3 separate regions of the Mus musculus genome follow, and regions 1 and 3 are each linked to region 2. A link is a contact called in ENCODE Hi-C or POLR2A ChIA-PET data. All regions are on one chromosome and are shown on one strand. The core of a region is the stretch at or near the end of the contact, and the rest is flanking DNA. Distances in the headings are between cores, read along the strand shown.

Region 1 (3,264 bases), core at 104-2,603, 110 kb before region 2:
GGCCCCAGGGTGCTCACTTTTACAAGCTCTGGCTTATCAGTAAAGTTACAGTTAAGGAAGAAAAACCCTGGGGCTGAAGAAATGCTCAGTGGACAAAAAGCTCGTTGTGCAAACACAAGGACCTGAGGTGGAACCTCAGTCCCCAACAATCAACATACAATATTACATATATTGTATATCATATATATCATAAACACATACATATAGATAATAGAATCTGGGACCTCATTGCTCATTGGCTAGCTAGTCTAGCCACTCAGTGAGCTCTGGTTTAGTCAAGAAGGCCAACCAGAGTGGGATTGGAAGGCCTGCCAGGCCTAGACAAGCAACCGAGAGAACTGGGGCATGGCTTTCAAATTGCTTCGAGCAGAGGTCTCTCAGGGGACCTACTCAGGCCTGTAGGTGAAAAGCTACCTTGAAGACCTGGCCTGCCACCAAAACCTATGTCTGAGTAGCTCTGTTGACTAGATCAGGCTGCCTCTGTGACCTCTGAGAGGAAGACACCTTAGGCTAACAGAACCTGAAGTCTTCTGTTATCAAAACGTCATTGTGTGTGTGTGTCTGTGTATATGTCTGAGTATGTGTATGTATGTGTTTGTGAGTGTGTCTGTATGTCTGTCTCTGTTTGTCTGTGTGCCTGTACTTGTATCGGTGTGTGTGTGCGTGTCTGTGTATCTGTCTGTCTGTCTGTCTATGTCTTGCACCTGGGGCAGGAGCCACGATTGCCTTCAAGGTCTGTGGCCTGAGCCCTCTGCCTGCTGACTGACAGTGGGGAGTGGGGAAGGCATTGATTGCCCAAGGTTGCTCTGGGTTGTCAGTTCTTGAGGGAGTCACATGGGCAGGCTAAGAGACTAGAGACCCCGATGATGCCCTGTCCTGCCTGACTAAGGAACACAGATCCAGGTGACCCATACACACCAGGCACAGTCTGTGACCTACTTCCACTCACCAGCCCTAGGACCCTTGAGGAAGGACTTAGTTTCTGTCTCCACAACATGGAGGCACCACCGATAGATACTCCATTGGGGCTATACTCTGAAGTTGTCAGTGTGATTTGAAAATGTTCCATGCTGTGGACACCCAGTGCTGCCCTGGCTCTATCCAGCTTCCGGTGCTCTGGAGGGTGCCAGCACTTCACAGCTCTCAGATTGGCCCTTCTGAGCAAAGGGGAGCTGGAGAGCTATCGTCAGCTGTGGGTGGGATTCACTCAGCGGTTATCTCCCACTCTGCTCTGTGTGGGTGTCTAGGGTTTGTTGAGAATGCAGTGGATACCCTGGATACCTGGGATGGCTCCAGGAAAGGCTGGGCTTCTCTGCTGGACACAACCCACATTCTTCTGCCAAGCTCCCGGGCTGAATCCAAGGCAAGGGCATGCTCCAGATTCCCTCCAGGGGAGCAAAGCCAGCACAGCCTGCTTAACCCAGGAGCAGGAGGCTCAGAATGGGGTGCCTTCCATACCCGGGGACTCAGTAGTGCTGGCCTGGAAAATGTCCCCTGAGAGACAGAAAAGAAGCGGGTGGCAAGTGGGGAGAGGAACATGGCATGTGAGTGGCCTGCTTAGGTGTGAAAAGAAAGAGTTTGCAGCGCCGTGGCAGGAGTTTGGGGCAGGCAGTTCTTTCCACGTTCTTCCGACTGTCTCCCATGATCTCACCAGTCCCTCTCCCACCCTCTCTTCCATAAGGGCCAGCAGAAGTCATCTAACCCAGGGAAAGGTGAAGAAGTGGCTCACATCCCTTCTACCCACAGGCACATCTGTGCAATCCCACAGGGCACTCCCTGTCTCCAACTCTAAGTACATAAAAGAATGCATTTGTTGCACGTGGGCTCCATTGACAGATTCTGAAATAATGCTCAGCCAGGAGCAACATCAAGCCTGGGAGCAAGACTGTATTATTTAGTTTTATAAGCATGTGTTTGGAGCAGAACTGTCTTCCTAGATAAGCAAGGCATGGAGCTGAGCTGGACTGATGGATCCGAGTGCTGTCAGTGGCGTTTGCAGGGTGTTTACAGGGAGGTGGGAGGTTGCAGAAAGAATGTGGAGAAGTGAGCTGGCACCAGGCTGAGCAACATGGAATGAACTGAAGGGCAGGGGCCAAGCTGCCATTGTCTCCTTTGGATAGACATCTTTTTCTCTGGGTTAATGAAAACTTATTTGATCTCTCTCTCTCTCCTCTCTCCTTGTTGGAAGGACTGTATGTGTATGTGTGTGTGTGCACATGTGTGAAAAGAGAGAGGGAGAGAAGGGAAGGGAGAGGGAGGGAAGGAGAGAGAGGGAGGGAAGAAGAGAGGGAGAGAGAGGAAGAGAGAGAGGGGAGAGAGAGGAAAGGAGACAGAGAGGGAGAGGGAGGGAGAGAGAGAGAGAGAGAGAGAGAGAGAGAGAGAGAGAGAGAGAGAGAAGAGAGCAGTTGGTAGAGGGCTTGCCTATGAGAAACTTGTTTTGTTAAGTCAAAGCTAGGCAGCCAAGCAGGAAGTCATTTCCTGGCCTTCTCCTTCCTCCTTTCACCAATTAGCCAATCATGTCAGCCTGTGAAGTTGAGCACCCATTAATGGATGAAACACAGCTACCGACTACTTTAGGGATAAAGGCAGGAGTCCTGTTGGTTTGGATTCTGGCACACCCTTTTAACAAAAACCCTTAGGGCTGGAGAGATGGGTCCGTGGTTAAGAGCATTTGTTGCTCTTACAGAGACTTGGGTTTGATTCCCAGCACCCACACAGTAGTTCTCAACTGTGTGTAACACACGTTTCAGGGGATCTGATGGCCTCTTCTGGTCTTCACAGGAATCAAGCATGAATGTGGTGCACATACATGCATGCAGACACAGCATCCACACACATACAATGAAATAGTTTTTAAAAAGAATTATGTTACCAAGATACATTTGCTTTGTTTCTGTGTTCCCCCGTGCAACACCCAGATTGTTTGTTTCTAACACCTAGCATGCCTGGTGTGTGGTGGCACATGCCTGCAATCATAGCTCTCTGGAGGTGGAGGCCTGAGGGTTAAGAGTTTGAGGTCATCTTTTATGGCCTAATAAGTTATAGGCCAAACTTCATGAGACCTGGTTGCAGAAGGGATGGGGGTTGAGTGAGAAGAGGAGAACAAAGGGAGGAGGGAGAGGGAAAGGAGAAGAATGAGGAGAGAGGAGAAGGACAGGAGAGGGAGGAGGGAGGGAGGGAGGGAGGGAGAGGAGGGAAGAGGGAGGAGAAAGAAGAGAGGAGGGAAGAAGGAAGAGGAAAGAGGGAGGAAGGAGAGAAGAGGGA
Region 2 (3,496 bases), core at 674-3,173:
AAAAAGATGGGGCAGGTAGGAGGAGATCCCAAATGACTTTCATTTCTAGGCACCTGACTTTCTTCGGGGTTGTGCCGACACGCCTGGGGTTTACCTGCCGGCAGGTCGGCTGGAGGCCGGGTTGTGGAGGTGTGGAGCAGGGTGTGGGCGTGGGAGACGGAGGGTGGGGCCCCGAGAGCCGTTTCCAAGGCAAAACCCAAAGCAAAACATTAGCCTGGCGCTTCCCGCGCGATGCTGCTGTAATCCCGTCAGATCCTGGCAGGATCTGAGAGGATCCCGGGGATGGAACCACCCTAGGCCTCCCGGGCCAGCAAGGACCGAGAGACTCCGGGGGCCTCGATGGAGGGCAGAGGCCTGTGAAGGGCGAGACTCTGCCTTGGACTTGAGGAACCCGGGTGCAGAGAACTTGATTTTGCCCGAAATGTCTGTCTCTGGGGCCATCAGTTGCTTACGGTTGTACTACCGTCGGCGACCTTTCCTCAGGACCGTAACAGTCCGGGTGGTAGGTGCTATGGAGGCAGCGGCACCGGTCAGTTCTGCTTCACACCCCAAACTACCTCCCTGTGACCTTCTGATCGCCTTCCTCTCAAAGGCGGGCGTTAGCAGGTGCCTCTGTCTTTACACCTCAGCGTCCTGCCCCACATGTGCCCGCCAAAGTCTGCCAGGCAGGTGTGCGATTCCTGGGCCGCAGTCTGTGCACGTGTAACCCTTGATGAGCTATGGAGTCCCGCTCAGGGTCTTGCGCTCAGCTCAGACCCTCGGAATTACTGGGTCAGAACCGGGAAACTAATTTCAAGTTTCAAACCCAGGTCTGCTGAGGCTTTGGCCTGAAATCGAGTCCTTTGCCCAGCCTTTCCCGCCACCAGATTTGAGTACAAGAGGGCTCGGTGTTCCGGCTTTAAGCGGTGCGCGTTCAGTCCCGGCCACCGTATCCCTAGAGCCCTCTGTTCCTGCAGACAGACACTCGAAACCTGGAGCCGGTTTTTCTTTCCTGATATCCAGGCGGACCCCCACCCCCGCCCAAACCGGGAGCGTAGAGATCAAAGCGTCCTCTTTCCCAGACTAGCCGAGCCGCCTTTTTCCAGCCCTTTCTTATCCCTGCGCTAGGTGGCTCTGATCTCTCCAAATCTTTCCTCTTTCTACGCTCTTGCTTTCGTGGAGAATTCCCTGTTCATTTAAAAACGTTTTGTGGTTGTTATTAAAAATAAAAACAACAACCGAACTGACCGCGTCCGGTCACTAGCACTTCGGGTTCCTAGCGAGTTCGGGGGCCGTGGGCGTGGGAGCACGAGGCTGCCGAATGTCTACGTTAACCCACAGCTGCTAGCTGGGTCCCCGGCAGAGGAGGTCACAGTGGCGGGTAACGGTGTGGATTCATCGGAGTGTAACTTTGGGCACCTCCTTCACGCGGGAGATTGTCACCGCTATCCCTTCCCCGCCCCCTCCTTAGGCTAGGCCGCTGGTCAAAGAAGGCACATTTTCCTGAAGTTTTAGAAAAATGACCACACATTTTAGAGAAAGGTCGTGCCCGCTTCCCAGCCTCACCTAGTCTGGGCCACTGCCAGGATCCGCCTCCCAGCACCACCACCCCCCCTTCCCCAACCTAGCGGAGGGAGAGATGCCAGGGCGGTGGAGTCATGCCGCTGGCTTGGGCACCATTGGCTCATGCCTGGAACACGCAGCGGCGAATACGCACATCTGGCGGTGCGCCCGGGCGGCTCCCAGCCTGATAAGGAGATAGAGGGCGGGCGGGTGTGTGTGTCCCGGGCGTGCGAGGAACGCAGGACGCGCCGTGACCGCCCCTTCTCGCACTTGCATCACCAAGTCCGCGGTCTCCACCCACCTTTTGCCCCGCCCCCGTCCCTCCTTCACCCCTCCTCTGGCCAGTTCTCCCTGGAAGCTATTAATAGCATTACGTCAGCCTGGGATTGGTAACCTGGAGTTAAGCGGGCTCCCTGCCAACGCGAGGGCTTTAAAAGGGGTGATGCAACGCGCTCCCAGCCACAGTCTCACTCAGCGAGACGCCGCGCACGGTGCTTCCCCAGTGGAGCCAATCGGCTAACCCGCGCTCCGGCAGAGTCCTTGGCGCTCGCCCGCCGGCGGGACAGACCACCCGCCTCTGGCCGCTCTCTGGACCCTGGCCGCCCCGAGCGAAGACTGGAGGTGAGTTAGAGCCACACCGAGGAGCGCTGCCCTCCTCACCCTAAGTTCCCCTCTGGTGACCAGTCCCGGGACCCTTGCGCCACCGGAGACTGAAGCCCTAGTGTCCGTGCCACAGTCGCTCGGCTGAGCCGCTCTTTGCCGCTGCCGTTCTTAGCTGGTAAAAAGTTTCTGGTAAAGTGAAAGAACGAACTTTCTCTTTTGACTCGAGGCGTGAAAGATGCCCAGGGACGGAGGAGTTGCGCTCTCAGTTTGCAACTAGGAGAGGTCGTCTGGGTGGAAGGTGGGTGCTGGTGCGCGGAGGTGACTCACACTCTGGCGATCGGGGTCCCCTCTTCCATCCATCACTTCTTGTCCCGGACCCTGGACTCGGAGCGGGTCCCTCCTAAGTCCGCGTAGAGGCGCAGTGGCCGCGGCTTGTTGAAGCGCTGCTCCCGGTATCGAGCTAAATGAATGAAGACCGGACGCTCGAACGGAGGTCCGGCACAGCCGCTGGAGGTCGCCTTGCGCTCCCCGGAGCAGAGATCTGGGCAGCATGACCGCGTAGAGCGCTGTGAGCGAAAGTGTGTTAGGATAAGTTTGGAGGCGGCGAGCCCTGGTGTGGCGCTGTCCCGGGGCTGAAGGCCGAGAGGTCTCCGCACCAGCTAACTTCGGACCGCTAGGTTTGAGACGTCACTTCCAGCCTCACTCGCTGTTGTGACTTGCTGTGCTCTGGCTGACTTTTAACCGGCCCTTGAGTTTCTTTATGTATTGGAAGGGAAGCGAAGGAATCGGATCAAGCGGGTGGAGGGACCAGGGTGTGGAACCACTTGTACTTGGGGGGGGGGGCGTGCGGGGGGGGGGTTGTTTGTATTCTCGTGACAGAGTCTCACTCTGTAATCCAGACTGCCCATAAAAACTCCGGCCAATCCTCCTGCCTCAGCCTCCCAAGTGCTGAAATTACAGGCCCACACGCCCAGCACCTTTCTGTGCGCTGTGTGCTTCAGATAGCCAGCTTTTGACAGATTTGTTTCTAGACTAAAATAATTAAAGTAAAAGGAGCCAGGGAGGGATGTTCAGTGTGGAGGCTCCCCCACCCAGCGTTCCTAGCCGGTCTCTGAGACAGGACAGGAAAGGGGGCCTCTCTTACATCTCTGTCTCCTAGCTCTCTCCCGTTGGATTGATTCCCTGCTTCGACCCCATGCTCATTTTCAACTCCCATTTCTGTATTTTCCTCTTAGCCATTTTATTTGATTTAATCATGTAGCTCACGAGCTTTCTTATAAATTAAAGGAGTTGCCAAGCCCGATTATTTAAAAGGTTTATTCTCCCCTCCTGTTGTTCCACTCTTTTGAGA
Region 3 (3,548 bases), core at 297-2,796, 74 kb before region 2:
AAACCCAGCTTCCGTGAGCCCTGAGTTCTTTTGTCAGGATCTCTTACCACAACAACAGGAGAGTGGCCAATACGAGCAGAGCTTGGTCTTGGACCAATTGGAAGCCCTCTCTCCCTGGTGCAGCCCCGGCATACACTTCTCCCGTTCACAGCTTCCATTCATTTTCAGAGAGGTCTTCCTCCAAACTCCTGGTTAAGCATCACAACTCTAGGGCCCTTCCTCTTCTAAACAGCCGGCTTCTAGTGTGGTTTGGGGTGAGAGGTAACATTGTGATACAATTAGGATTAGCAGGGAGAGGCTGGGATGTGAGGAAAATCCAGATGTTTTCCTGTCTGCTACAGAAGTGAGCTTCACAGAAAGCAGAACGCTACTCCACCGAATGTGCTCAGGGTTCCTTTTGGCTGTGGAGTGAGCCAACTTTCATCCAGGTTTATGTCCATCTAAAGTGTCTGCCTGCTTCCTAATTCTCCTCCCACTGCTCCCAGACCACACTGGGAAAGCTCAGGCTTCCTTAGAGAGCTGTGGGTATTTCTGAAGGGCTGGCTGGCTCTTCCTTGGGGTGCTTCCAACAATGGTTCTTCTTAGTGGCCACATCTATGACTAATTCTTCAGGCTACAGTTTTTCTCACAAAAATGGTCGTGTATAATTTTTAAGAGAAAAGAATATCCCCAGAAGAACTATAGCATCCAACTAGATCTTTCTCTAGTTTAATTTTTTTTAAATCTTCTGACTCAAAGGAAGAACAAGAAATTTCCCGCAGGTTCTGAAATATCTGTTGCCATCCCATGGAGGGCAAGCTGAAGTCTCTTGGGATACAAGGTGGCAAACAAAAAGATAATTCTGGACCCCACGTGTCCAATGTGAAATGTAAGCAAAGCCACTTTCTCCCTAGCTGGCCAGTTCTCCCTCCTTCTCCTGGCCCCATCTATGCTTGCTTCAGGTTGGGAGGGAGGGAGTCAGAGCCAGGATGGCTGAGGGCAGGGGGCATTGGCCTGACGGTTGTCCTCTTGCAGCTCCTGTGGGATGATGGGATGCCTCACTCCAATTGAGGCATCGGGGATGTCTTTCTCATAGTCCATTTATCACTGAGCCATCACAACAGTTCAGCTGAAGTGGCAGAGGCATTCCCAGTTCACAGTGTCCCCTGCTGAGTTCTTGAGAATGGGGAGGGCCACAGGTGGAAAGATCATAGCTGTTTGAAGTTGGCAACTCTACAGAAGAGGGTGTGGGTCACAGAGAGGTCACAGGAAGAGGATTTCTGCCTCAGGCCCTGGTAAACAGATTCTGGCTTTTCAGCCATCTTTGGCAGCACTGAAGATTGGGGGATGGAGTGGGGGTGGGTGGGACAGGGCTTGGTGGCAGATAATTAGGGTTCAAATCCTGGCTTTGGACAACCTCAGGCAGATTTCTTAATCTCTTTAGGCTCTCTCTCCCTCATCTGTGGAGTGACGATAACACCTGTAACTTGGGAGGTATGTGGCTTTGAGCATAAGGCCAGCACACAGCAAGTGACCTCGTTGGTCTTGCCAGTTCTAGCCAGTGCCACCAGCCTTTTTGGCTCACTGCCTGCTTTCTCTCATCTCCTGACCTTGCCTCTTGATCAACCCCCTTGCTGTTTCTTTTGAAATATGGATAACAACTAATTCTCAGCTAGCACATGAGCTGGTATTCCTGTCCCTACTTGACAGCTTAGACGCTGAGGCAAGCTGGGCCATTTCTACAAGGCTCAAGCTGCGTCAATACTGGGCTTTGAGCTTGGGTTGGAATCTAAATCCAGTCTCCAGCAGCTCTGTGGTAAATTCATGGTCCTAGGCCAGCTGTCAAGGGAGACCTGGGTGTGCCCAAGTGTTCCTGTCACCAAACTCTTCCCAAGCATTTTATCCCTGGCCTTTGGACAGTTGTCAAAGGGGAAGGCAGAAGGAATCTTTAGAGGGTGCAGAGAATGCAGTGCGGCCTTGAGCTGTTGCTGACTGTCCTTGCTATGTAGCAGGCTCCATGCAGGTCCTGAAGCTGTGAGATCTCCAATGTGCGAAACTAAGCTGTCCCACCCCGCCCATGCACACTCTCCAAGCACAAGGATCCTGCCCTGTTTTTCTGAGTCTCTTTCACTCACAACAGGGCCCATCCCTCAATAACATCTGATTGACTGATTGACCAACAGCCAGGTCAGAAGACAAAGGTCACACTGAACACAGCAGGACCTTGCTGGGCTGCTGAAGCAGGCGAGGGACCAGACCCTTGCCCCGGAAGCCTCCTGTGGAGAGCTAGGACATGAGAACAAACCGGTAGCACAGGTTCAGTCCGGTGGAAGGCTGCTGTCAACCAGGAAGAATCTCCTGGGACTGTTTAGACAAAGGAGCTAGAAACTGGGGACGTTCTGCTTGGCTTCCCCAAATCCCATCATATCTGAAGGCACCAACTCTGCCAAGACGTAGCATCTCTCAGATGCCTAAACAGAGGGCTTAGCAGGGCTGACCCTTTGCAGGAAATGTTCCTGCTCCTCCCTGCCTGCCCTTTCAGCAGGAAAAGCCTGGCCTCACCAGGAAGGATGTGGAGGACAAGGTGATTTAAAGGATGGAGAGGAGACTGATGTGGGAACGAGGGCGGAGGCAACTGAAGTTCATAGCCAGAGGAGGGAGGAATGAGGGGCAGGCAAGTCAATTGTCTCTTCCTGCTTTGTAGCAAGACCTCTTCTTCATCCCAGCCTGGGCTCTCTCCTCTCTCCATCTCTATCCTCCACCTGTGTGCTCTGCTCACTTCTCACTTCATTTTATCATCATTAGGCACCTCCTGCAGGCCACACACTTTGCCAGGCTCTACAGTCAATGGGCTCAAGTAGGGAGGAAAGGTCTGTACCCAGTTGGCTGTGGGTCCTGTGCGGCACACTGGGGCAGAAAGGTTGAAACATTTAGTCGCCCAGCCTCCTCCATGAGAGGGAACTGGCAAACCAGGGGAACACATCCAAAAAAAGAATGCAAACCCAGCAGAGGCCCTGGATGTAAGCTGCAAAGTGGTTAGGCAATGGTGGGCACATGGGCTTTGCTGAAACAAAAGCAGAGGGCTGTGCAATACAGTGTGGGCAAGGACAAACGGCGTCCAGATCCCAGGGTTGAGAGCGTGGGTAGGACCAGGATCTAGCTCTCTGCCGCGTGTACCCAGGGTTGCACAGGTAACAAGTGATAGGTACCAATCAGCCACAGAGTGCTTGCCTGGCCTCACTGAACCCTAGGTTCTCAGTCCCTATCGATGCAATGGAACCAGGCATGATGCCACATGCCTGTAATCCTCACTGGGGAGGCTGGGGCAGGAGGATGAGGAGTTCAAGGACAGCCTGGGCTACAGGAAAACCTGTCTCAAACAAACAAAACACCACCACCATCCACAGGGAAACCAAATCCAGGGTTGCTTCTTCATCATAGAAATGGAGTGGCTGAAATACCAGACGTTCTTGACTGAAAGTGATTTCGCCCCGGAAGACGTTGGGCATTGATGATAGGACTTTCCTTGTTCTAACCAGAAGCGGGGTGGGACGCTGCTCCTTGCCCCT

The links. A loop is a pair of places that touch in the nucleus more often than their neighbours do. ChIA-PET counts read pairs that join two places held with the same protein, here RNA polymerase II (POLR2A).
Region 1: POLR2A ChIA-PET joins it to region 2 with 60 read pairs in Patski. The contact joins the enhancer-like site here to the promoter of Atf3 in region 2. A Hi-C loop is called at or near these places in 3 of 37 maps with a recorded cell type or tissue (CH12.LX, T-helper 17 cell and v-Abl transformed pro-B cells). POLR2A ChIA-PET finds 5 or more read pairs at or near these places in 2 of 5 experiments (Patski and embryonic stem cell).
Region 3: POLR2A ChIA-PET joins it to region 2 with 36 read pairs in Patski. The contact joins the enhancer-like site here to the promoter of Atf3 in region 2. POLR2A ChIA-PET finds 5 or more read pairs at or near these places in 3 of 5 experiments (Patski and embryonic stem cell).

What each region holds. Positions count from the first base shown.
Region 1 is chr1:191,294,675-191,297,938 of GRCm38, reverse strand. No RefSeq gene overlaps it. Among named protein-coding and RNA genes, the nearest start is that of Nenf, 22 kb to the left of the region's middle. Within about 2 kb of position 1,353, at least 2 of the 3 ENCODE cell types and tissues checked have a DNase peak (open chromatin) inside an H3K27ac peak, as active enhancers do.
Region 2 is chr1:191,181,760-191,185,255 of GRCm38, reverse strand. Atf3 (activating transcription factor 3) reads left to right here and starts at 1,923. Exons shown (of 4, transcript NM_007498.3): 1 at 1,923-2,163.
Region 3 is chr1:191,255,717-191,259,264 of GRCm38, reverse strand. No RefSeq gene overlaps it. Among named protein-coding and RNA genes, the nearest start is that of D730003I15Rik, 33 kb to the right of the region's middle. Within about 2 kb of position 1,546, at least 1 of the 3 ENCODE cell types and tissues checked has a DNase peak (open chromatin) inside an H3K27ac peak, as active enhancers do.